Regions from separate parts of the Homo sapiens genome. Here region 2 is linked to region 1. A link is a loop called in an ENCODE intact Hi-C map of the cell type or tissue named here. Cell type or tissue: IMR-90. All regions are shown on one strand. Links, peaks and the distances in the headings refer to the core of each region. The heading gives the core; the rest is flanking DNA. Region 1 has its middle 150 kb from the start of TNFSF18. Region 2 has its middle 95 kb from the start of TNFSF18.

Region 1 (2,831 bases), core at 197-2,696:
TCTGAAACTCTAAGGATAGGATAAACTTCACTTTTAATGTGGGTCACATTGAGGATCTGAAAAAGGAGAAACCTACTCCAGGTCAGGAAGTTTGAATGACACTTCATTGTCTCACTTGTCATCTGGCCAACATTTCAGAAAGAAAAGGAATAAATATGCTTTAAGGTAACACAAAGGATATGACCCCCGGCTCATTTAGGAAAAAAAAATTGGAGTGACATTTAAGAAGAAGAAAACCAAGACTACCAACTCTGAATGCAGACATGTGCTTAGGCTGGGTAAAAACTTCTAAAGAGCAGTAATGGAATTCCCATGGGTTACTAGAGTTATGACTTGACTAGCCTAAAAATTAATGGTGAATTTCCCTGCAGATTTTTCTCTACTACAGACAGACTTGTTGTGACTAGATTTCTTGCTCCCTATTTCAGTTTTAATAAATAAATTTTCCCTGATTGGAGATGAAGGTATTCAAACTTAAAGGATTGGGAAAGGAAGATAATAATCCTCCAGGGTTTTTATGAAAACCACAACAGTGAAATTGAAGAACTCCATGTAGGGAAACAATGTTTATTTATCAATGGCCATGGAAGAAGCATTCCTCTCTAATAAGGGGTATGTATACTTTGACCTGCCCTTAACACTCACTTCCTAGGAATGTATGATGAGATCTTCAGAAGTTTAATTAGAAACACTAATGCTTTCATGGGCTGATATAATTATTCTAGTTAGTCTTTAAGACTTTTATACATTCTCTTCATACATTACTTATAGTATATTCTCTTGCTGAAACTACTTGCTAGTGTCAGCTGAATGTCACAGTTGGACGAGAAGGTAGTGGCCCTTAAGGAAGGATATATTATAAACATATGTATTACATATATTTGTACAACATATTACATATTACAAAACTGCAAATCAAGTTTCAATTCCATTTCAAATATTACTCCACCAACCAACATTTTTGAGTCTGGGTTGGATTTATTTAGGTTCTGAGCCAGTGAACTTGTGTTAACTTCCAAAGCTCAGACATTGCTACATGACCTTGGAAGACTTAAGTGGGAAGGATCTTTAGATAGTTTTGTCTAGAATGAATCACATAAAAATTTCTTGTATAATATAGTCATTTTCTAGAGTGGCTGGCTGCCATCTTGCTTGTAATGAAATATAATCTATGTTATTCTGCTCCATTATCTAATAAAAACCAAGCTACACAGTCAGAAAATGACCTGGCATTTGCAGTAGCCGAGTCTGCTGAATAATTAGGAGAAGCACATACAAAATGTTAAACCATGAAAAAGCTTTGTATTACCACAATTGGCTTCATAAAAATTCTTCAGCTGCTGTATGTATTTCTTCATTACACATCCAAAGACTCAGTGACTAACAATGTCACTGGTAGACATATATTCATAACAGTGTTAGTCATGGGATCTTAAAACTAGCTAAGATACATTCTGAAACTTATCTGAAACAACAGAGGTTTGTTTAAGTTTACCACAGGGACAGTATTTTCAAGTCTTCTATAAGGTCAGTACTGCATCATGACATTTACTTTTAATAGAAGAGAAACTGAATAACGTAATTTTTGAGCTCAGCATACTGCTAGTAATTTATAAACTGTCCACAATTATTTTCCTTCTAAGTTGAAGAATAGTGAACATAAAATATAGAAAAGATGCTAACTATCTACGTTAACATTCTACAGGACCAGTTCAAAAACTCAGAGCATTACGGAAACACTGATTTGTATTTTAAAAATCATTTTATATCACTTTCGCATTCACTAATTTGAGATATACTTATCTCAAATTAGTGATCCATACATCAACATACATGCATTAATGAACATAACCAAGTTGATATAGTCAGTTCCAAGTCTAGATGTTAAATATCCTCATTCAAAATAAAACTCACCTTTCACTATGTTCTTTGCCTCAATTTTATTGTGATCTAAGATGATGCAATAGTATAGAGTGCTGACTGTTAACCTGATTCCATAGAAAATTCAAAGTCAAAAACATTGAATTTTATTGATTCCATAATTAATTAATTTGTTGTTAAACATTCAGGGTTTTTTGACATCTAAAATATACTTTTAGAAAAATTTGCCGCCACTACAATAACTCTAGTGCTTTGATTTATTATTCAGACTACCTATCAAAGTCAAAACTTAGAAGCACCACTGTTAACTCTTAATCATTGACACTAATAGTGAATGATTCTTATATAATTAGCATCTACTTAAACCACCAAGTCCTTTGACTTACTTATTTAGCCACTTGCTCAACACTTTGTCTCAATTAGAATTTAATCAGTAGCAAAATTGACTAGAATTCATTTTTAAATTAATTTACACTTTACTCTCCAAGGTTTTTATAACCAAGGACACAATTCCAAGTCTCTACAATAAGAAGGGAAGAACAAGTAAGAATGTTGCGATATCTTCAAGCTTTTCAAGACAGATAATTCAGAAGAGTTAGCTCTTCATCCTTGATCTAGTTTGCGGTTGGTACGTTTCTCTTGCTTTTCCTTCCTTTCTTAAAAGTGACTGGGAAAATTCTGATGGAAGAAAGGACTGATAAATGATCATGATCAATCAGAATTGAAGATGATTTTAGAATTTAATTTAGAATTTAATTTACTCATATTAAAGTACCTTTATTTTACACTTGTGGACATTAAAGTAATGAATGCTCCATTAATTCTAGAAGTCTAAAAATATTTGAAAAGTTATAATTTCAATAAAACCATGTGCCACCTGCACATCAGTAACTTATTTATTAATGGAAGAAAGTAAGTCTTCCTATTCAGTTAAAATTTTCCTCCAGCAC
Region 2 (2,831 bases), core at 45-2,544, 53 kb before region 1:
AACAACTTGCCTAAGGACCCCTGAGGATCCTTCCATGTAGGTAAGTGTAAATAACCCCAATCCCAGAATGGATGCTCACATAGGCCTCGTGGGGAAGCAAAGTGATAAGTTTCCTAAAGAACCGCCATGAATAGAAACAGAGATTTAGTGGGCTAGCCCTGGGGCTGCCTCAGGAGAGGCAAAGGGGAAAGATGTTTCTCTGTCCTTGAAGTAGCCAATGTGGGGACCCCTGGAGGGTGACCCAAACCATTATCTTTCTCTTACTTCTTAAATCCTGTCAGACACCAAATCTTTCTGATTCTAACTTTCAAATATCTCTTGTCTCTTTCTCCCCTTCCAATTTCATTGTCATTGATTTGAGTCTGTCCCTCATCATCTCTCACCCCGACAGTTGCAATCAATTCTTTACTGGTTTCCTACCTAAATGTCTTACCACTAAAAATGCAAACTTGATATATCACCTGTCTGCCTAAGACCACTTGGTGGTTTCCCACTATTCCCAGACTAAAGCCCAAACTCCTTCACATGTGCCAAATGCACTCCATTTTCCAGAGTCTGCCTATCTCTTCTACCTCAATGTTTTCATTTCCTGCCTGCAGGAAAACCAAATTATGTATAGTTGTTCTTAATCCCATGGTGTTTTTTGCTTTCTGTCTTATTCCATTGGCCTGCTATAAGAAAATACCATAGAGTGGGTAGCTTATAAACAACAGAAGTTTATTTCTCACAGTTCTGCAGGCTCAGAAATCCAAACTCACGGCACCAACAAATTCAGTGTCTGGTGAGGGCCCGTTTCCTGGTTCACAGTTGGCACCTTCTAGCTGTATCCTCACATAGTGAAAGAGGCAAGGAAGCTCTCTGGGGCATCTTTTATAAGGCACTAATCCCATTTATGAGGATACAACCTTCATGACCTAATCACCTCTCAACATCCAACACCTAATACCATCATCCTGGGCATTAGGAATTCAGCATATGACTTTTGAAGGAACAAACATTCAGACCATGGCATTTTCATCTCTTTGTCCACACTGTTCATGAATCTAGAATACTCTTCACCTTTTATCTTGCTCTTAATCATTTTTCAAGACCCCGCTTGGGCATCATCAATTCGCTGTCTCCTAACCCATTTTCTGTATAACTGTTGTGCTTTTTCCTCTTAGTTATCCTTGTTGCCAACCTCCCTCCCCACCCCATCAGACTATTCAGCTATTCAAGAATTCTCAATGTCATTGCTTAGAAGCCCATCCTGACAGTTATCCAGCCAGTTAGTGCAAAACAAGTGGTAATAACACATTGTTGAGAAGATTGGGAAATGACACATACAAAAATATCTTCGCCATCTGGAGGATTACAGTAGGCCTCAGCTTTATTTTCCTCCTGACATTATTCATGTCGCTTTTATTTACCTCTCTCTGACAAGACATATACCACTGATAATAACTTATTTCCTGTAGATTCTCCAGATGATATTAAAAGGAATGTGACTAATTATGTACTTATGAGGTGTTTCACTCTCTTCCTACTTTGTGTAATTCCCACTCCTTGAAGTAATTAGCAAATGTTTCATAGGACCACGCAGTACAGTCATTAAGGGTGCAAGTTTTGAAATTAGACCAACAGACTTGACTTTAAATACTCACTCTACCACATGTTGTGTAACTTTGGAATTTTAATCTCTCTAAGACTTAATTCGCCATCTCTAAAATGGAAATAATATTAATGTCTACCACATAAAGGTTAGCTTTATGATGTTCTTTGGGGAATGATGAAAATTAGGACCGGCAGGGAGACCTGCAGGAGAAGAGAAAATTCGGAAGAGAGAACTCATGTCCGCATGTTAGCTTGGAGTTAACATAATGATTCCTTCACTGAAGTGAAGCAGGAACACCTTTGGGTAACAGCTGCATGGACAGAGACTCTTCCACTCCGTCAGGTGGGAGGCAGTGGAAATGATTCATGCTACCTGCAGGAGAGTGAAGCTGGTGGAATGAGAAACTGTGTAGGAAGCTCTCTAAGTTGTAGCGTAACTTTCTGTTCCTCCACCTTGGTTCAGGAGCAACCCTAAGGTTGTGACAACAGTGGGTTATCTGTGGGAACTTTGGAAAGGGCTTGAGAATTCTTACAAGGCTGGCCCACTTGACAATCAAGCCTATGTCTATGGACAGTGCTTATCCTTTCAGTGTGGATAGACCAATGGCAGATGCTGGTCAGCTGATCAGGACCAAAGGGTGAGCCGGACACAGAGTGGGCCCTACACACAAGTGCAAAACCAAAGGAATGTGTTTCTGTGGAACTCCCTGCCTCCCAAGCCTATGTCCTCCTAAGGGCCTTGAGCTCTTCATTTCTAAGACTCTCCTCTACAAATGAGGCAGGCTCTAGACAGCTCTAAGGAGAATGGGGAGTATGTCTGTTAATGACTCAGCAGCTGAGGGACTAAGTTCGAATCTTAGTATTTGATCAAATCTAACATAGAAAAGTGCACCTTTTCTATCATGGGCTTTCCAAAAGCAAATGTTTCAATCCCAACCATGAGGAGCTGCAATTCTCTTAGCCAAACGAATTTTCATTATAGAAATAGTGCTGTAGGCTTCCTCAGAGATGTCCCCATTTTTGGGTAGCATCTCTGTGTCAATTTGCCAGCTCACAATGTTCTCTTCTGCACAGTGCTACCCAGACTACCATGAGTTCAACATCTGTTCCTGAGGATGAGGGTCAGAAGGGGAGTTTAGGATGTTCCTTTAGTAAATGGGAGACTTATGCCCCTATAGTCCCAATTATTAATATGATGAATCTTACATTTTATCTGCTTTAGGTCAACTTTATAATTT

The links. A loop is a pair of places that touch in the nucleus more often than their neighbours do. Peaks named below come from ENCODE experiments on the same cell type or tissue, not always from the same donor. Only the 100,000 strongest peaks of a DNase experiment are listed, where the experiment ranks them.
Region 2: a loop joins it to region 1, with 5 times the contacts of the local background. A loop is called at or near these places in 2 of 110 quality-filtered maps.

The regions. Positions count from the first base shown.
Region 1 is chr1:172,901,524-172,904,354 of GRCh38, reverse strand. No RefSeq gene overlaps it. Among named protein-coding and RNA genes, the nearest start is that of TNFSF18, 150 kb to the left of the region's middle. In IMR-90, for the core only: no CTCF peak of the experiment used is centred there; DNase peaks (open chromatin) are centred at 594, 1,064 and 1,384; H3K27ac peaks cover 1,814 bases.
Region 2 is chr1:172,954,083-172,956,913 of GRCh38, reverse strand. No RefSeq gene overlaps it. Among named protein-coding and RNA genes, the nearest start is that of TNFSF18, 95 kb to the left of the region's middle. In IMR-90, for the core only: no CTCF peak of the experiment used is centred there; a DNase peak (open chromatin) is centred at 1,283; H3K27ac peaks cover 1,040 bases.